Linked DNA regions of Homo sapiens: region 2 is linked to region 1. Evidence: chromatin loops called from intact Hi-C (ENCODE). Cell type or tissue: Panc1. All regions are shown on one strand. Links, peaks and the distances in the headings refer to the core of each region. The heading gives the core; the rest is flanking DNA.

Region 1 (10,724 bases), core at 1,181-9,180:
TTTTTGAGTTATATTTATTTCTTGTTTCATTTGCTTGTTTGTTTGTTGTTGTTGTTGTTGTTTGAGACAGGGTGTCGCTCTGTCTCCCAAGCTGGAGTGCAGTGGTGTGATCTCGGCTTACTGCAACCTCTGCCTCCAGGGCACAAGTGACGCTAACACCCCAGCCCCCTATGTAGCTGGGACTATGGGCGTGAGCCACCACACCTGGCTGATTTTTTTTTTTTTTTTTTGGTAGACATGGGGCTTTGCCACATTGCAGGCTGGTCTTCAAAACTCCTGGACTCAAGCAATCCACCCATCTTGGACTCCCAAAGTGCTGGGATTACAGGTGTGAGCCACCACGTGTAGCCGACCTTTATTTTGAAATCTTGTTTGCTTGAGCTTCATGAAATGTATGTCTTGATAGATTATGGGGAAACTTATTTGTATCCTCAATAAGGTAAAAGTAAATTAGTTGAATATGCCCCCAATTTTCACACTAGATTAGGGTAATAAACTATGCCAGAACACTCCCTTCTTGTCCTAGAATATTTCTCTTATATTTTCTGCAGAATCTTAGTGTTAGATCACTGAAAACCCCTCCTTCTTCTGCCATCTTATGGCTGAGTAAGTAAAGCCAGCTTGTGGGCAGAAGGCATTGAAAGGCTGAAGATCCCTCTCTATTGAAAGAGGGATACTAGTGGGGATAATATCTCCATATCATTTGGCATTATCTTTGATAGGAAAATGGTCATGTAAATCCCTTTGACTACCCTTTCTCCTAATTCTTGTAATTTTCATCTCATGGCAGTCAAAAGATCAAATCACCCTTTAGTCCAAAAAAGAGAGAGGCAAGCTTAATTATGACAGATACTCAAACAATGTGTTCTTATTTAGTTTTTGAATGGCTGTACTTTTGTAATAAGACTGTAATGACTTGCTTTCATTTTTGGTATGTTTTTGAAAATATTTTTCTATTCCTGTATATGAAATTATTTGTGTAACATTTTAATATGTTAGATTTTATTAAATGAATCTTCAAAATTATGAAAGTGACTCCTAGGATAATGTCTCTGCTTGTGCAGCATATGAAAAGTAAAGCGAAACCTAAGAAATTAAACCTACTGTAATAACATAATTTTTAAATTATGCAATAGATTCCCCTCATTATAATATAAATAATTACTATATGTAAACATATTTCATTCAGACTTATAAATATGCTATAAATTATAATCTAATATATATGATTCCTTATTAAAGGAGATTAAGAAAATAAGAGCATTTGTAAAGAAGGAAGGTGTATTCTCATCAAGGTTTAAGAAAATAAATGATTTAAAATAGCATAGCGGATATAATGCATTTAAAGCTGGAAACCTATATACGAATATAAAATATTGGTGTTGGTTATATAATCTTTGAAAAAGAGAAACTTACTTCTATTTCTAGGTGTGTTAATAGCATTGAAATGAAAGATGGGTAAAACCTTCTGAATTGTGAGGACACATGACAACATGAGAGGTTTTAAAATTTTTTTCACAATAAAACCTAATGTGTTCTTGGTTATTGTATCCTCTGAAATATCTTAGATATTAAGTTTTCTATTCTCCAGCTTGTGAGAAGAGATTATGTTATTTTCTTCATATTACCTATTTTCCTCTCCTTTATGTTATCCCAAATTAACCATAACTGCTTTAGTTCAGAAAACCTGTCCAAAGGAAATAGCCATATACCTGGTTAAATATAAAATTTCGAGTAACCTACCAGTTATAATTTGCCTGTATGATATAACTGATCTTCACTACATCTATTTCGGACCCTAATCAGGTTTTGCAGATTATATAAAAAGCTGTTTTTAAAGACTTGGACCTTGGGTGTTATTCACCTCAATGAATTTGTTTAATGCTCAATGTCAATGAATTAACATATTTTGAATTATTATAACATCCATATAAAAGTAATAATCATGGAAAGCAAAAAATAATATCAACAGGTAGAGATAGGCATTTGTTTTCTAAATGTTAAGAAAAGGAACCTGTGATTATCCTTTTTTTAGCCAGTTACAAGATGATAAATGAGAGCTTTTTAAAATATTATGCTATTGTTACATTTAATAAATCATCCAGTCCAGTTTTCTGAAAATACAGGGGATAGAAGAACAGGTTAAATGATACCATGAGGAAACAATCAAATTTGGAATGTAGGACATCCTACAAAACAACTAGTCTGGACACTTCAGAAATCTAATGTCATTAAAGATGGGGGAGTATTCTAGAGTAAATAGATCTAATAGCCAAATACAATTATCAAAGTTGGTTGAAAAAGTTTCTAAGACATTCCTTATAACAAATAGTTAAAAAAGTAAGTGCATTTGTCAAAGGAACTTGAGTGAGTGTGAATTCTTATCAAAATTGAGGAAAAGATAATGGAAAGACAGTGAAATTTGATTGGGGCTGGATTTTAGATAACTGTAGAATTTTTTTAAATTTTCTTAGGTATGATAGAACCATTATGATTATATGAGATAATATTATAATTATGTGATACCTGCTGAAATATTTAGAGGTGAAATATGATGTCTGCAAGTTACTTTCATATAAGTCATCAGAAAAGCGGGTGTGTGTACAGAATAAGATAGAACAAATATGGTAAAATATAAACAATTGTTAAGTTTGGATGGAGGTTAGAGTTGTAGTTTATGTATAGTTCTTTTAACTGTTCTATATATTTAATTTTTTTCTTCATCCCCCAATTTTTTAACCCAATGGATCTTTTAGAGACACATCCTAATATTTATTATTATTATTATTATTTTGAGATGGAGTCTCGCTTTGTCACCAGGCTTGGAGTGCAATGGCATGATCTCAGCTCACTGCAATCTCCGCCTCCCGGGTTCAAGTGATTCTCCTGCCTCACCCTCCCAAGTAGCTGGGATTACAGGCACCCATCACCATGCCTGGCTCATTTTTTTTGTATTTTTAGTAGAGATGGGGTTTCACCAGGTTGGCCAGGATGGTCTTGATCTCTTGACCTCGTGATCTGCCTGCCTCGGCCTCCCAAAGTAAAATTATTTTTTAAAGCAGCCTTAGAGTTTACAGAAAATTGAGCAAATAGTACAAACAGTTCCCCTCACATACCGATTTTCTCCCACTCAAAGTTTCCCTGTTATCAAAATCTTGCATTACTGTGGTACATTTGTTACAATTGATGAGCCAATACTGGTAAATTATTAACTAAATTTCATAGTTTAGTGTTCACTCTTTGTGTTGTATAGTTCTGTGGATTTTGACAACGGCATAATGTCATGTATCTACCATTGTAGTATCGTAAAGTACCCCATGTTTAACCTCTTCATCCCCCTCCCTCTTCTTCCTAGCTATCACTTGTCTTTTAAATGTCTCTATAATTTGGCCTTTTTCAGAGTATCATGTAATTTGAATTATACAGTATCATTGCCTTTTCAGACTGGATTCTTTCACTGAGAAATATGCATTTAAGTTTCCTTCATGTCATTCTGTGGCTTGATAACTTCTTTATATTAACATTAAAAAAGAAACAAAAAGACAAAATTAAAAAACCTAACAACAAACAATGACATATATACCCTGTTTGGAAGCAGATTGAAGAAACCATCACTGAAAAGACATTTTTAAAGATAATTGGGGAAACTGGAATATTTACTGGCTATTTAATATTATGAAATTGCTCTTTGCTAGATGTGGTAATTGAATTGAGGTTATGTTGAAAGTTCTCCTAGGCATTAGAAAGGAAAATAATATTGATACATTTACAATAAGGAAATATCTGGCTGCTCTTGGAGAGTTTCATGAGGCTCAGACACATCAAAGTTCAGGAAAATGTGAAGTGGGAGCAGTGCAAAGAAAGAAATATGAGTAAGGAGACTATTTCAGTGCCCATTAAAATACTCTTATTTGGATTCTGTGCTTTTCCTGGGTCTCTGTTTTTCAGCTGGGTTTGAGTGTGATGATGGTAATCTAACCACCACTGAGTTGCACACATGCCCAAACTCTGAATAAAAATAGAACTTTCTTAGTCTAAGCCTTCTTTCCGAAGCATGCTAGGACTGAGATCACTCCCTTCCAGGTTCTGAAATTTATTTTTTCCAGTTTGAAAAAAAAAAAAAGCTTGGATTTGTGAGGGAAGTGAAGATTTATTTATTCTTGCCCTGTCTCTATGGGTGCAATGAAGAGCCTTTCGAAACGCCAATAAGACTTCGGTACACTGAGAGACACTACTTGAAAATACTCAATTTCGATTGCCATCAGCCTGAAAGAAAGCACTGGGATTTTCTTAAAGTTTAGGAGAAAATAAATACTCGGAAGAGACGCGGGGTGGCGCTGCAGCCTTAGAAGTAGCAGAAACAAAGCACCCAGCCGACGCTCCCTTACCCAGATACTCAGCTAAAGAAGCAGCAAGCAGGAAGAGGAGGCTTTCTAAGGCGGTCGCTCCGGGAAATCCGGGCCCTAGGATTGTCCACTCATCCCAGTATCAGCGAGATACGGGGAGATAGAGTTAGCGACAACGTGAGCCAGAGCTGGAGCACGTTTGGTGAGAGACCAGAAAGCAATGGAGGCCGGAGAGGGGAAGGAGCGCGTTCCGAAACAAAGGCAAGTCCTGATATTCTTTGTTTTGCTGGGCATAGCTCAGGCTAGTTGCCAGCCTAGGCACTATTCAGTGGCCGAGGAAACGGAGAGTGGCTCCTTTGTGGCCAATTTGTTAAAAGACCTGGGGCTGGAGATAGGAGAACTTGCTGTGAGGGGGGCCAGGGTCGTTTCCAAAGGAAAAAAAATGCATTTGCAGTTCGATAGGCAGACCGGGGATTTGTTGTTAAATGAGAAATTGGACCGGGAGGAGCTGTGCGGCCCCACAGAGCCCTGTGTCCTACCTTTCCAGGTGTTACTAGAAAATCCCTTGCAGTTTTTTCAGGCGGAGCTACGGATTAGGGACGTAAATGATCATTCCCCAGTTTTCCTAGACAAAGAAATACTTTTGAAAATTCCAGAAAGTATCACTCCTGGAACTACTTTCTTAATAGAACGTGCCCAGGACTTGGATGTAGGAACCAACAGTCTCCAAAATTACACAATCAGTCCCAATTTCCACTTTCATCTTAATTTACAAGACAGTCTCGATGGCATAATATTACCACAGCTGGTGCTGAACAGAGCCCTGGATCGCGAGGAGCAGCCTGAGATCAGGTTAACCCTCACAGCGCTAGATGGCGGGAGTCCACCCAGGTCCGGCACGGCCCTGGTACGGATTGAAGTTGTGGACATCAATGACAACGTCCCAGAGTTTGCAAAGCTGCTCTATGAGGTGCAGATCCCGGAGGACAGCCCCGTTGGATCCCAGGTTGCCATCGTCTCTGCCAGGGATTTAGACATTGGAACTAATGGAGAAATATCTTATGCATTTTCCCAAGCATCTGAAGACATTCGCAAAACGTTTCGATTAAGTGCAAAATCGGGAGAACTGCTTTTAAGACAGAAACTGGATTTCGAATCCATCCAGACATACACAGTAAATATTCAGGCGACAGATGGTGGGGGCCTATCTGGAACTTGTGTGGTATTTGTCCAAGTGATGGATTTGAATGACAATCCTCCGGAACTAACTATGTCGACACTTATCAATCAGATCCCAGAAAACTTGCAGGACACCCTCATTGCTGTATTCAGCGTTTCAGATCCTGACTCCGGAGACAACGGAAGGATGGTGTGCTCCATCCAAGATGATCTTCCTTTTTTCTTGAAACCTTCTGTTGAGAACTTTTACACTCTGGTGATAAGCACGGCCCTGGACCGGGAGACCAGATCCGAATACAACATCACCATCACCGTCACCGACTTCGGGACACCCAGGCTGAAAACCGAGCACAACATAACCGTGCTGGTCTCCGACGTCAATGACAACGCCCCCGCCTTCACCCAAACCTCCTACACCCTGTTCGTCCGCGAGAACAACAGCCCCGCCCTGCACATCGGCAGCGTCAGCGCCACAGACAGAGACTCGGGCACCAACGCCCAGGTCACCTACTCGCTGCTGCCGCCCCAGGACCCGCACCTGCCCCTCGCCTCCCTGGTCTCCATCAACGCGGACAACGGCCACCTGTTCGCTCTCCAGTCGCTGGACTACGAGGCCCTGCAGGCGTTCGAGTTCCGCGTGGGCGCCGCAGACCGCGGCTCCCCGGCGTTGAGCAGCGAGGCGCTGGTGCGCGTGCTGGTGCTGGACGCCAACGACAACTCGCCCTTCGTGCTGTACCCGCTGCAGAACGGCTCCGCGCCCTGCACCGAGCTGGTGCCCCGGGCGGCCGAGCCGGGCTACCTGGTGACCAAGGTGGTGGCGGTGGACGGCGACTCGGGCCAGAACGCCTGGCTGTCGTACCAGCTGCTCAAGGCCACGGAGCCCGGGCTGTTCGGCGTGTGGGCGCACAATGGCGAGGTGCGCACCGCCAGGCTGCTGAGGGAGCGCGACGCTGCCAAGCAGAGGCTGGTGGTGCTGGTCAAGGACAATGGCGAGCCTCCGCGCTCGGCCACCGCCACGCTGCACGTGCTCCTGGTGGACGGCTTCTCCCAGCCCTACCTGCTGCTCCCGGAGGCGGCACCGGCCCAGGCCCAGGCCGACTTGCTCACCGTCTACCTGGTGGTGGCGTTGGCCTCGGTGTCTTCGCTCTTCCTCTTCTCGGTGCTCCTGTTCGTGGCGGTGCGGCTGTGCAGGAGGAGCAGGGCGGCCTCGGTGGGTCGCTGCTCGGTGCCCGAGGGCCCCTTTCCAGGGCAGATGGTGGACGTGAGCGGCACCGGGACCCTGTCCCAGAGCTACCAGTACGAGGTGTGTCTGACTGGAGGCTCCGGGACAAATGAGTTCAAGTTCCTGAAGCCAATTATCCCCAACTTCGTTGCTCAGGGTGCAGAGAGGGTTAGCGAGGCAAATCCCAGTTTCAGGAAGAGCTTTGAATTCACTTAAGTGTTAATAAGGATCTACTGAGGCTAGTCTCGTTTAATTTGTGGAAAGTCCTTTTTTACTGCTTTGCCCATTGGAGGTGTCTCCTTTTATTAGAAAGTAACCATCTTATTCCAATTCTATGCATGTTACTGGTATTTATAAATGTATGAGTTTTTTTGCGGTATAATAAATGTAAATTTTCTTTGTATTCTAATTGTTGGTTAGTTTCATTGCAATTTAATTGCATTTAAAGTGTAAAAGTAAATTTTGTATTTTCAGAAATCTTTAAGTTAGAGCATCTTTTCCAGACCTCACAGTCTATGGTCCTAGATAATTTTGAAGTCCTACATTTGAAAATATTTGTTATCATTACATGAGTTATATTTTCCAGCCCAGAATATTTGTGTTTTTTATATCCTCTTAGGCTAGTGTAAATTCTATCCTGTGAATTCACATTGGCTAACCCTTTAAATAGGTATATTTATGAATAATATAGCAAGCACCGTCCTTACGTTTTTCAATATATGTAATTTTTTTTTTTTTTTGAGATGGAGTTTTGCACTTGTTGCTCAGGCTGTAGTGGAGTGCAATGGCGCAATCTCGGCTCGCCGCAACCTCTGCCTCCCGGGTTCAAGCGATTCTCCTGCCTCAGCCTCCCAAGTAGCTGGGATTACAGGCATGCATCATTATGCCCGGCTAATTTTGTATTTTTAGTAGAGACAGGGTGTCTCCATGTTGGTCAGGTTGGTCTTGAACTCCTGACCTTAGGTGATCTGCCCACCTCAGCCTCCCAAAGTGCTGGGATTACAGGCGTGAGCCACCGCCCCCCAGTCCAATATGTATACTTCTTTCAAGTGTTGACATATGAAAAGTATTAGTCTTTAGAGATTGTAAGAATTTTAACTGTTGGATTCTACAAGGCACTAACATCATAAGTGCTCTAATAAATTTTTGTCAAAAGTCAATCATTAATATTCAAAAATGTAGATAAATAATACATGTCTAGCAATTTTCAAAGGCATGCTAATTCATCATGCTTTCTCTTTCAAATAGTTTTTTTAAGAGCCCTCTGCTTATTCCAGTCCCCCCCTTTAAAATCTTTTAAAATTATTAATAACCTATTAACTTTGAGCACTTCATTAAAATCCAAAAAATTTGAGGGAGTACATGTCTTTGTCCTTTACCTTTAGAACCCTCAAACATAGCTTGGTATTGCTGTTTTTAAAATTTTCTGGAGCATTTAGGATTCACTTAGAAACAAGCCTTTAGGGAGAAAAATTTATCTAGCACCACTCACTCTATTTTTTTGCACTGACTACTTCTATTTTTCCCCCTTTCATTTCCCTAGACTTTTCAATGCTTTTTTATAAAGGTGCTTGAGTTCTGTTTCTCAACAGCTCCCTCATTTATTGAATGATTCACACAGTCACTGGAATATTATAGGCTCTTAATAAAATTTTTGAATGATTGAAAGAGAGAAAAGTATTTTACCTGTGATATATTGATATTTAAATAAACTAGAACACTTAAAGGAAAACATTTTGCTGGAATCAAATACTCTTTGGTGTACAATGAATTATAATTTTGTTATTAATTGAATTGGTTACCATTGTTTGAACATGCAGTTATCATTCTGTTGTCGCTTTCCTTCAACATATTTTTACTTTTTCTCTTAATGCTTAAATTGAGCCTCCTTTCCTGTCCACTGGCTTAAGGAATACAGATGGCTTTTAATTTTATTACTTAAATTTCCTTCCATAGTTCCCTAAATGACTCACCCAACTGTTTTCATTTCTTGCAGTTTACTTTCTGATCCATACATTAAAACAAATCTTAATTCTTAATGTTACTCAGTCTATCTTTATATTTTTATATCATTTTTACATACATTTGAATGAGCTATCCTATTAAAATTTTAATATTAACTTTGAAGGTCTTGTTTTGAGATTAGCAATGGTGTAGAGCGCTGTGTTGGTATCAAAAGTCTCTGATCAACCAACTCATTACCTGTAGGATTTTGGATGAGTCACAAAGTTTCTTTTCTTCTACCCAAATGATAGCAGGTATTTGAATAGCTTGCAGTTATACTCAATATAAAGACATAAAAGTGAAATTGCTGTTATTTTTAGTATCACTAGTATTAAGAGCAAACATTCTTGATAATTGTGTAGAAGTACAAAAGCGGCTACATTGAACACATATTTGCACTGTTTTATTTCTGTACCAACAACCTTGCAATGGCTTCCTTTTGTTCTTAGAATAATAAAATCCAAGCGCCCATTATTTGGCCTTGGTTTACCTTTTCAGCCTTCCTTTCCACTTACTCTTGAGACATTAAGTTTTGTATTCACTGTACTTCATTCATTATCTATTAATAGCTATGCTTTGCTCTCTCAGGGCCTTCACACATTCTACAGTCTTAGCCTGGCACACTTCTCCTATTTCATGTTTCAGATTAAATGGTGCACCTTGGGGGAAACTTTCTTAATCACTCTCCATTAAGTTAGGTCCCCGTATTGCATACTTTCAGTGCACTCAGTACCTTTTCTATGTAGCACTTTTCACACTGTTTAAACATCTGTTTAAAGACTGTACACCCACTAGATGGAAAATTGTTGTAAGATATACAGACATTGTCTTGTTACCACCACTTGCCTAACTTCTACAAACTCAACAATTATCTGTGGAAATAAACTAATACAGATGAAATGAATAATTGTAAATTTGCTCTGAAATAAGAAGAGAAAGCACTTTAAGTGTTCCTTGAGCATGATAATCTGGAAGAAATTAGGTATTTGTAGTCCTCTGGATCCACCTCTGACATGATATATTTTCTTTTTTACCACCTTGCAGGAGGTGTCTTTTCCTTGTGTTTTTCTGGTATATGCAATTCGGGCTCATTTCACAAAGTTTAGGAAAAAAAGAAAAACATAAATAGGATAGTGAAGCATGCTATCATCTAGAGCAAAAATCTTTTGAAGTTTGTGTGTAATTATTACAAAAGGGGAGGGGTAAACTAGTATGTGTACACTTCCGTTAAATCGTGTAAATGAGGACTCTACCAGGAAGAATCGCTGCTCGTAGATAAAAGTGCATTTTATTTCCCTAGATTGCATTTATTTAATTCATATAACATGAGAAACTCCTCCAGTAGCGTCAACTAGGGTTGATAAGAATAATCGATAAAGCAAAATAAAAACACCTTCTCCAAGATTTTGTAACTGCAAGCGAACGCATGGTGGCGCTGTTGACTAAGAAGGCGAATTAAACCACAGGCATTGTGCATGCTCGGTGACGCACGGATCCAGTGTGGTAAACCAGCGGTTGAGAGCCCAGGCAGATTTTTGAGCCAGCAAGTCTGAGCCTCTGGAAAGGCTTATTCACTAGGCCGTCTACAAAGGTTGTGGGGCAAAAGACTGTTTCCCAGCTCTGTCTGAGGTTCAGCTTGGCGACATTCCCTGGAAGAGCGTGACGGAAAGTGCAATGGAGGCGGGAGGAGAGCGATTTCTTAGACAAAGGCAAGTCTTGCTTCTCTTTGTTTTTCTGGGAGGGTCTCTGGCTGGGTCCGAGTCAAGACGCTATTCTGTGGCTGAGGAAAAAGAGAAGGGCTTTTTAATAGCCAACCTAGCAAAGGATCTGGGACTAAGGGTAGAGGAACTGGCCGCGAGGGGGGCCCAAGTTGTGTCCAAAGGGAACAAACAGCATTTTCAGCTCAGTCATCAGACAGGTGATTTGCTCCTGAATGAGAAATTGGACCGGGAGGAGCTATGCGGCCCCACAGA
Region 2 (10,724 bases), core at 880-8,879, 82 kb after region 1:
GAGTCAGAGTTTAGTTTCATGCTCCTAGATTTAAGAAGACTATAAATTAATTCTTCTACGAATCCAGATTATCACAGGGGAAAACGACATCAGCTATTACTTACTAGCATTACTGTGACCATTTGAGGATAAAGATGGAATGAAACAGCAAAGATACCGGGGACAAATCATTCTTGTTGCAGAATTCCTTCAATCCGCCATCTTTTTGTTCTAGTCTTGATAACGGGAATAACATCCACAAAACGCAAGGTGGCGCTGCTGGCTAAAAAGAGAGAGAGAAAAATAATTTCACAAAGAAAGGATGTTACAGATTCCAGAGCAAAGAGGCAATCTGAAGAGAAAAGCATAGGAAAGGAAACAGTGGTAATAGGAATTGGGGTAAAATGAGGATCCTTCCCCACAAACATTGCTATTATTCAGCTCATTTCAAAGGATTCCGCTGCTGCCATTTGTGAGAGCCGCTGGAGGCTGAGTGAAAGTCATTTTGAAAGACTGATCCAAAGAAGAATGGAGGCCAGAGTGGAGCGTGCTGTGCAGAAAAGGCAAGTCTTATTTCTTTGTGTATTTCTGGGAATGTCTTGGGCTGGCGCCGAACCGCTTCGGTATTTTGTGGCGGAGGAAACCGAGAGAGGCACCTTTCTTACCAACTTGGCAAAAGACCTAGGGTTAGGGGTAGGGGAACTGAGAGCCCGGGGAACTAGAATTGTTTCAGACCAGAACATGCAAATTTTACTGCTCAGTTCGCTTACTGGTGATCTACTTCTAAATGAGAAATTGGACCGAGAGGAACTGTGTGGCCCCAGAGAGCCCTGTGTGCTGCCTTTCCAGTTGTTATTGGAAAAACCTTTTCAGATTTTCCGTGCTGAACTATGGGTCAGAGACATCAATGATCACGCTCCAGTATTTCTAGACAGAGAGATTTCCTTGAAAATATTAGAAAGTACCACTCCAGGGGCGGCATTTCTCCTAGAGAGTGCACAGGATTCAGATGTTGGAACCAACAGCCTGAGTAACTACACCATCAGCCCCAATGCCTATTTCCATATTAATGTCCATGATAGCGGGGAGGGGAATATCTATCCCGAATTGGTGCTGAATCAAGTGCTGGATCGGGAAGAGATACCAGAGTTCAGTTTAACCCTCACCGCTTTAGACGGCGGCTCTCCTCCAAGATCAGGGACCGCCCTCGTGCGCATTCTGGTTCTAGACGTAAATGACAACGCCCCTGATTTTGTGCGGTCGCTCTACAAGGTGCAGGTGCCCGAAAATAGCCCCGTTGGTTCCATGGTTGTCTCCGTGTCAGCCAGAGATTTAGATACCGGAAGTAATGGGGAAATAGCCTATGCATTTTCTTACGCCACTGAAAGAATTCTCAAAACGTTTCAAATCAATCCAACATCTGGCAGTCTTCATCTTAAAGCGCAATTGGACTATGAGGCAATTCAAACTTACACATTAACTATTCAGGCCAAAGACGGCGGCGGGCTTTCTGGAAAATGCACTGTAGTGGTTGATGTAACAGATATAAACGATAATCGACCCGAGCTGCTCCTGTCTTCACTTACTAGCCCAATTGCAGAAAACTCACCCGAGACAGTCGTGGCTGTTTTTAGGATTAGAGACAGAGATTCCGGGAACAATGGAAAGACAGTGTGCTCCATCCAGGACGATGTCCCCTTCATCCTGAAGCCATCTGTCGAAAACTTCTATACTCTGGTAACAGAGAAACCTTTGGATCGAGAGAGGAACACTGAGTACAACATCACCATCACCGTCACCGACTTGGGGACACCCAGGCTGAAAACCGAGCACAACATAACCGTGCTGGTCTCCGACGTCAATGACAACGCTCCCGCCTTCACCCAAACCTCCTACACCCTGTTTGTCCGTGAGAACAACAGCCCCGCCCTGCCCATCGGCAGTGTCAGCGCCACAGACAGAGACTCGGGCACCAACGCCCAGGTCATCTACTCCCTGCTGCCGTCCCAGGACCCGCACCTGCCCCTCGCCTCCCTGGTCTCCATCAACGCGGACAACGGCCACCTGTTTGCCCTCAGGTCCCTGGACTACGAGGCCCTGCAGGCGTTCGAGTTCCGCGTGGGCGCCACAGACCGCGGCTCCCCCGCGCTGAGCAGCGAGGCGCTGGTGCGCGTGCTGGTGCTGGACGCCAACGACAACTCGCCCTTCGTGCTGTACCCGCTGCAGAACAGCTCCGCGCCCTGCACCGAGCCGTTGCCCCGGGCGGCCGAGCCGGGCTACCTGGTGACCAAGGTGGTGGCGGTGGACGGCGACTCGGGCCAGAACGCCTGGCTGTCGTACCAGCTGCTCAAGGCCACGGAGCCCGGGCTATTCGGCGTGTGGGCGCACAATGGCGAGGTGCGTACCGCCAGGCTGCTGAGCGAGCGCGACGCAGCCAAGCAGAGGCTGGTGGTGCTGGTCAAGGACAATGGCGAGCCTCCGCGCTCGGCCACCGCCACGCTGCACGTGCTCCTGGTGGACGGCTTCTCCCAGCCCTACCTGCGGCTCCCGGAGGCGGCCCCGGACCAGGCCAACTCGCTCACCGTCTACCTGGTGGTGGCGTTGGCCTCGGTGTCTTCGCTCTTCCTCCTCTCGGTGCTCCTGTTCGTGGCGGTGCGGCTGTGCAGGAGGAGCAGGGCGGCCCCGGTGGGTCGCTGCTCGGTGCCTGAGGGCCCCTTTCCACGACATCTGGTGGACTTGAGCGGCACCGGGACCCTATCCCAGAGCTACCAGTATGAGGTGTGCCTGACTGGAGGCTCCGGGACAAATGAGTTCAAGTTTCTGAAACCAATTATCCCCAACCTGCTACCCCAGAGCACAGGCAGGGAAGTGGAAGAAAATCGCCCATTTCAGAATAATTTGGGTTTCTGATAAAGAATGTAAACTAAATCCGCGTCTGTGAATACGTTTCTGATTAGGAACTTATTGCGAGGTTCCCTTAAGGGAGTGTCTTTACATCATTTCAAATATGTACTCTTGAAGTCAAGCAATAAATTTCTATACATAAAATAGGATCCTGATTTAGTATCAAGAACCCTTCACAAAGCATGAAATGTATATGTGTAATGTTTTATGTCAAACAATTATGCTTAATATACAGTCTATTAAATGTAAGTCTTGTTTGAGATATTTTAAATTGCTTTCCATTGTTTTCAATCTCTACTGAGACTTCCTGAGTTGATTAGAAAGCTGTATGAGTGTACCTACCCTAGTCTCAGAAGCATAGACTGTAGAGTATCTTTTTAAGCATTTTTAAAAAATGCTTTTAATGCATCATACACTATTTTAACACTTTTAATCTGAGAAGAAGCATATGAGGCATGGTATTTTAGGAATGAACAAATAGATGGTCTTAGAGATTCAGTAAGTTCACTAAGTTCCACTAACTAATAAGTGACAAAACTGAGCATCCATCCCAGATCTGTCTGACTCTGGGTCAGTGACCCTGCTCCGATTCCATACTGTTTTCTGTCATTAGATATCACCTGGCAAGTTTCTGCCTAATTAAGGAGAAGTCTTTTATCATATTTATACTGCTGTCCAATCTTTTCTATATTTAGAAATAATAATGTACATATTTATCTATGGTTTTATTTTCTTATACACCAAAAGTCCTGCTTTTCTGGGTCAATTTTCAACTATTATTACTAATGCTCTGATCTGTCCAAACTCAAGCGGAAAACAAAATTGAAAGGGCAACCTGTGCCTTCTCCTTTCTTCAGAACATATGACTTTCATTTCCCAGAAAAAAGATTAATGGTCCTGAGTAGGAATATTACATAATTTTGATTGCATCATTAGTTAATTATTTTCTTCATATTGTAGATTTTCTGCAGTCACCCATACTTAACATTTGTAATACATTTTCCTGATTTGAAAGTTTGTTTTTAAAAGTTTTCTATTAATTATAGTGCACTATTGAATCAGGAAAATTTAAGAAAAAGAATAGTTAGTTTTAAATGCATAATATCAAAGAGAATCATAGATGATCATTAAATTTTTAGAAATTCTCGGAAGTTAAGGAGAAGCACTGTTTTTTATAAAAATTTACAACTGATTTTTATTTTTAAAATATCTAGATAATTTTTGCATGGTTGCATTCTGAAAATATTATAAACTAGTGCTGGTAACTCTAATAAAGGTAGTATTACTATATATCACTGGTGGGATAGAATCTAGAGGCAAAAAAACCTCACAGCAGTAAAATCTTAAAATGCTTTCATGGTCTTAGGGTAAAATTATCTAATTTCTCCAACAAATAAATAGCATGAAAAACAGGAGGAGAGAAGTCTACAGTAGGAAAGATCTTACGAGATCTACCAATCAAACGTAATGTGTGGATCTTGTCTGGATCTTCATTCAAACATCAGCAATGACTTTGAAACACTTGGAAGAGTTTGAATATAGATGGGTATTAAGTAATATTAACTGAATTTTTTAGGTATAATAATGGCATTGTACTTAAGGGTATTTTTAGAGTCACTTAAAGTTATTATGCATTTAAAGAAATGTACAATGAAGTATTTGTGGGTGAAAATTCAGTTTGTCTGGAACGTAAAGATGTTGGAGGGATAGCGTCAAGAATTATGGCAAGACATTGATAATAGTTGATGCTAGTACTGAGTAATTGCAGGTTAATTTTACTCCTCTCCTTTTATGAGATATGAAAAATATCAAAATAAAAGCTTTTTAAAATTGATGCTATTAGAAGAGAAATAGAGGTAACAAAAAAGGACACGCTTCCCCAGAAATAAAATCACCACTGCTGTTACACATTTTGTCTCTATTTAGACAAGCTCTCCAGCCTTTCCCTGTTTACCTTCACTGTTTGACATAACTTCTCTACCTGAGATAGTCATGTTCCTGTACTATTCTACCATGTAATTTTGAGGTGTTTTTCTAGTTATAGCAATGGATTTATGCAGAGTCACCTACCTGGTGGTATCAAATTGCCATATACCGGGTACATAGTTTATTTTTAAGCTTAATCTCTCTTTGAATCAGTTTCCTCATGTGTAAGGTGGGGAAATCACAACAGCCCTATGTGGTAGGTGCTATTATTATCCTCATTTTACAGATGAGGAAATTAAAGCAGAGAGATTAAATAATTTGTTCGAGGTTCACAGCTACTAATTATTCCTATGGTTCATGGAAATAAAACTATAAAGATCTAAATGTTGCCCATGTTAACTACTATTATATTTGAAATTCTTTTTGCCAAGCTAGACTGTTACCTAAATATTTCCTTTTTGCCCAAAACTCAGTTAGCATTGTTGAAAGACTAACGCAATTTCTCCTTCGGGCAGTTGTCTGCTCAGTAACGTCCGGCGATATTAACCGTGGTGTTGTAACTTTACATAGTCCCAGGGTACATACAGGCAGAGTTGGGAATATTACATCTATTATCATCCCACAAAATGTAAGATCCTGTGAGGACCCGTGGTGGCGCTGCAGGATAAGAAGGCACAAACCAGAACCGCAGCTGCAGCTCCATTAACCGGCAAAAAGCAGCAGAACCTGGAAGTCCACGGGGAGCTTGGATGCCAAAGGGAGGACGGCTGGGTCCTCTGGAGAGGACTACTCACTGGCATATTTCTGAGGTATCTGTAGAAAACCACAGCCTCAGATACTGGGGACTTTACAGTCCCACAGAACCGTCCTCCCAGGAAGCTGAATTCAGCAAGAACAATGGAGGCCAGCGGGAAGCTCATTTGCAGACAAAGGCAAGTCCTTTTTTCCTTTCTCCTTTTGGGCTTATCTCTGGCGGGCGCGGCGGAACCTAGAAGCTATTCTGTGGTGGAGGAAACTGAGGGCAGCTCCTTTGTCACCAATTTAGCAAAGGACCTGGGTCTGGAGCAGAGGGAATTCTCCAGGCGGGGGGTTAGGGTTGTTTCCAGAGGGAACAAACTACATTTGCAGCTCAATCAGGAGACCGCGGATTTGTTGCTAAATGAGAAATTGGACCGTGAGGATCTGTGCGGTCACACAGAGCCCTGTGTGCTACGTTTCCAAGTGTTGCTAGAGAGTCCCTTCGAGTTTTTTCAAGCTGAGCTGCAAGTAATAGACATAAACGACCACTCTCCAGTATTTCTGGACAAACAAATGTTGGTGAAAGTATCAGAGAGCAGTCCTCCTGGGACTGCGTTTCCTCTGAAGAATGCTGAAGACTTAGATATAGGCCAAAACAATATTGAGAACTATATAATCAGCCCCAACTCCTATTTTCGGGTCCTCACCCGCAAACGCAGTGATGGCAGGAAATACCCAGAGCTGGTGCTGGACAAAGCGCTGGACCGAGAGGAAGAAGCTGAGCTCAGGTTAACACTCACAGCACTGGATGGTGGCTCTCCGCCCAGATCTGGCACTGCTCAGGTCTACATTGAAGTTGTCGATGTCAATGATAATGCCCCTGAATTTGAGCAGCCTTTCTATAGGGTGCAGATCTCTGAGGACAGTCCAATAAGCTTCCTGGTTGTGAAGGTCTCTGCCACGGATGTAGACACAGGAGTCAACGGAGAGATTTCCTATTCACTTTTCCAAGCTTCAGATGAGATAAGCAAAACTTTTAAGGTCGATTTCTTGACAGGAGAAATTCGACTAAAGAAACAACTTGATTTCGAAAAATTTCAGTCCTATGAAGTCAATATCGAGGCGAGAGATGCTGGAGGCTTTTCTGGAAAATGCACCGTTCTGATTCAAGTGATAGATGTGAACGACCATGCCCCAGAAGTTACCATGTCTGCATTTACCAGCCCAATACCTGAGAATGCGCCTGAAACTGTGGTTGCACTTTTCAGTGTTTCAGACCTTGATTCAGGAGAAAATGGGAAAATAAGTTGCTCCATTCAGGAGGATCTACCCTTCCTCCTGAAATCTTCTGTGGGGAACTTTTACACCCTACTAACAGAGACACCACTAGACAGAGAAAGCAGAGCCGAGTACAACGTCACTATCACCGTCACTGACTTAGGGACACCCAGGCTGACAACACATCTCAATATGACCGTGCTGGTGTCGGACGTCAATGACAACGCCCCCGCCTTCACCCAAACCTCCTACACCCTGTTCGTCCGCGAGAACAACAGCCCCGCCCTGCACATCGGCAGCGTCAGCGCCACAGACAGAGACTCGGGCACCAACGCCCAGGTCACCTACTCGCTGCTGCCGCCCCAGGATCCGCACCTGCCCCTCGCCTCCCTGGTCTCCATCAACACAGACAACGGCCACCTGTTCGCCCTCAGGTCGCTGGACTACGAGGCCCTGCAGGCGTTCGAGTTCCGGGTGGGCGCTTCAGACCGCGGCTCCCCGGCTTTGAGCAGCGAGGCGCTGGTGCGCGTGCTGGTGCTGGACGCCAACGACAACTCGCCCTTCGTGCTGTACCCGCTGCAGAATGGCTCCGCGCCCTGCACCGAGCTGGTGCCCCGGGCGGCCGAGCCGGGCTACCTGGTGACCAAGGTGGTGGCGGTGGACGGCGACTCGGGCCAGAACGCCTGGCTGTCGTACCAGCTGCTCAAGGCCACGGAGCCCGGGCTGTTCGGTGTGTGGGCGCACAATGGCGAGGTGCGCACCGCCAGGCTGCTGAGCGAGCGCGACGCGGCCAAGCAGAGGCTGGTGGTGCTGGTCAAGGACAATGGCGAGCCTCCGTGCTCGGCCACCGCCACGCTGCACGTGCTCCTGGTGGACGGCTTCTCCCAGCCCTACCTGCCGCTTCCGGAGGCTGCCCCAGCCCAGGGCCAGGCCGACTCTCTCACCGTCTACCTGGTGGTGGCGTTGGCCTCGGTGTCTTCGCTCTTCCTCTTCTCGGTGCTCCTGTTCGTGGCGGTGCTGCTGTGTAGGAGGAGCAGGGCGGCCTCGGTGGGTCGCTGCTCAGTGCCTGAGGGCCCCTTTCCAGGGCATCTGGTGGACGTGAGGGGCACCGGGAGCCTGTCTCAGAACTATCAGTACGAGGTGTGCCTGGCAGGAGGCTCAGGGACGAATGAGTTCCAGCTCCTGAAACCAGTATTACCTAATATTCAGGGCCATTCTTTTGGGCCAGAAATGGAACAAAACTCTAACTTTAGGAATGGCTTTGGTTTCAGCCTTCAGTTAAAGTAATTGATTTCATATTATATATTTTAATTTTTATGATCAATTCAAAGGAATGGTTTTCTGTCAACTTAGCATAAATTTTAAATTACACTACATTTGCCCATAGTATTTGTCTTGTTTTCACTGTTTTAAAAAATGATATCTCATCTTCTCTTCATTAGTATATCCAGTGGACTCTAATCATAATTCTTTAACAGTGCAATTTTTGTTAAAATGTACATAGTAAAATGCACAGATCTGAAGTGAAGAAATTAATGTAACTGATCTTTTTAAGCCTTTATTTTTTGATTTCTAATCTAGGTAAAATTTAGTTAAAAGTGGTGTAGAGAATGTTTTACATTTATTGCCTTTTAAATGTTTCCCCAAGTCCTAAGGGAGTTGACATATTATCCCCTTTTTTAAATATGAGAAAACTGAGGCTTAGAAAGGTAACTTGGCTGTGAGCTGTGGCTCACACCTGTAATCATAACACTTTGAGAGGCTGAGGCAAGCTGAACCCTTTGAGCTCAGTAGTTCGAGACCAGCCTGGGCAATGGGGCAAAACACTGACACTAACAAAAATACAAAAATTAGCCAGGTGTGATTGCGAACCTGTAGTCCCAGCTACTCAGGAGGCTGAGGTAAGAGGATCCCCTGAGCCCAGGAGACAGAGACTACAGTGAGCCAAGATTGTGCCATTGCACTCCAGGCTGGGTGACAGAGTGAGACCTCATTCCCCCCCACAAAAAACGATTAACTTTCTTATAATTCTGAAATAATAAAGGTAAAAATTTAAAATATAATCTAAGTCTAGCCAATATGCTATATGGTCAGGCATTAACTGATAGCATTGTTTTTCTAACTAAGGAAGTGAAATTTATGTTATTCCTACTCCTACTCCATGAACTAAACTCTCATGTGAAAATATAAGTTTTAGTTTATAGTTTGTTTATACTACTCTGCACAAATATACCCATGTTCTTATCAAAGCTCTAAGTATGCTGGGACAGATACTACAAATGAACTTTATGATGAGCGAATTAACCTGATTTATAGTCCTGTACTTTCTCTACGTGCCATATCCATTATTAAAGAAATGAGTCTAAGTAGGAAGTAGAGTTAACCTATAGTTTCATTTCTTGAATTTCTTATTCTCTTTCTTCAGTCTTTTTCAGTTAACCTACACACACACACACACACACACACACACACACACACACACACATATGTTTATAAGTGGGATGGGAGAACGGGTACGGTGATAATTAAAAGAGGTAAGGTTTCTCTTGAGATGAAAATGTTCTAAAATTGTGATGGCGGATGCACACCTCTGAATATATTAAAAGCCATTGAAATGAAAAAAGGGTGGGGGGAATCCAAAAGTGTAGCAGACCCAACCTTGAGATTTGCTTGTTTGGGAATGAATTTTCCAATAACTTGAAAGTTGTAAAAACTCACACTTCTCAGGGTTAGGTGTCAGAAAGAAAAGGAAGTAATTTATTCTTTAATAAAGCAATTGTTAAATACTCTTTAGAACTACCACTGATTGCAATTTTGCAGTGTCTACTCATAGTGTCTATATAGGTACCATGAAAAAGATGTACTTGTGAAACTGTTCTCATGTTACTTCAGAAAAATTTTGCTTCTAAGTGTGTATTCTATGTCTGGTTAAATGTTCATTGAATTTTATTTAATCATTAATCTCAACAGCATTAAACAGTCAATAACATAAATGACAGTCTTCTCTTTGTACTCCTCCCTGTACAACATCACAGAGCTCCATCTGTATACACGAAAGTCACATGAAAATAGAACTCAGTGTTTTGTATTACATAGTCTATTCAGTACATTTAGAAGTATTTTGCCTCCAATATTCAACCACAGTAAAAGACTCAGTGAGAACGCGTGGTGGCGCTGCAGGTTAAGATGACGGAAAATACAACTGCCTACGCAGCTCCAGGATCCAGCAAACCGTTTCCCAAAGCCTGGAAGCAGAAGAATAGCTGAGCCAGAGCGAACGTGAGTGTGAAACCTCTTTAAGACACCGTTGGGCTGCTTGGTTCTGACATTCTGGACTGCAAAACAGTTCTACTAGGATCCTGGGGATACATGAAGCTTCTGTGAACCAACTTTTCAAGAAAAAGCAATGGAGATTGGATGGATGCACAATCGGAGACAAAGGCAAGTCCTTGTTTTCTTTGTTTTGCTGAGCTTGTCTGGGGCGGGCGCCGAGTTGGGGTCCTATTCCGTAGTGGAAGAAACGGAGAGAGGCTCTTTTGTGGCAAATCTAGGAAAAGACCTGGGGTTGGGGTTGACAGAGATGTCCACCCGCAAGGCCAGGATCATTTCCCAGGGGAACAAACAGCATTTGCAGCTCAAGGCTCAAACTGGGGATTTGCTCATAAATGAGAAGCTAGATCGAGAGGAGCTATGCGGTCCCACTGAGCCTTGCATACTACATTTCCAAGTGTTAATGGAAAACCCTTTAGAAATATTTCAGGCTGAACTGAGGGTGATAGATATAAATGACCATTCTCCCATGTTCACTGAAAAGGAAATGATTCTAAAAATACCGGAAAACAGTCCTCTAGGAACTGAGTTCCCTCTGAATCATGCTTTGGACTTGGACGTAGGAAGCA

What was found. Hi-C counts contacts between places; a loop is a spot of excess contacts. Peaks named below come from ENCODE experiments on the same cell type or tissue, not always from the same donor. Only the 100,000 strongest peaks of a DNase experiment are listed, where the experiment ranks them.
Region 2: a loop joins it to region 1, with 3 times the contacts of the local background. A loop is called at or near these places in 5 of 110 quality-filtered maps.

What each region holds. Positions count from the first base shown.
Region 1 is chr5:141,090,225-141,100,948 of GRCh38, forward strand. PCDHB2 (protocadherin beta 2) reads left to right here and starts at 4,391. Exons shown (of 1, transcript NM_018936.4): 1 at 4,391-8,479. The coding sequence starts at 4,567. The coding sequence ends at 6,963. It overlaps PCDHB3 (protocadherin beta 3), which reads left to right and starts at 10,249. Exons shown (of 1, transcript NM_018937.5): 1 at 10,249-10,724. The coding sequence starts at 10,426. It also overlaps PCDHB@. In Panc1, for the core only: CTCF peaks have their summits at 4,338 and 4,537; no DNase peak of the experiment used is centred there; H3K4me3 peaks cover 1,440 bases; H3K27ac peaks cover 1,326 bases.
Region 2 is chr5:141,172,329-141,183,052 of GRCh38, forward strand. PCDHB7 (protocadherin beta 7) reads left to right here and starts at 316. Exons shown (of 1, transcript NM_018940.4): 1 at 316-4,055. The coding sequence starts at 508. The coding sequence ends at 2,889. It overlaps PCDHB8 (protocadherin beta 8), which reads left to right and starts at 5,462. Exons shown (of 1, transcript NM_019120.5): 1 at 5,462-8,211. The coding sequence starts at 5,707. The coding sequence ends at 8,112. It overlaps PCDHB16 (protocadherin beta 16), which reads left to right and starts at 10,059. Exons shown (of 1, transcript NM_020957.4): 1 at 10,059-10,724. The coding sequence starts at 10,232. It also overlaps PCDHB@. RefSeq lists an enhancer at 2,286-2,916. In Panc1, for the core only: CTCF peaks have their summits at 5,459 and 5,715; no DNase peak of the experiment used is centred there; H3K4me3 peaks cover 529 bases; H3K27me3 peaks cover 2,361 bases.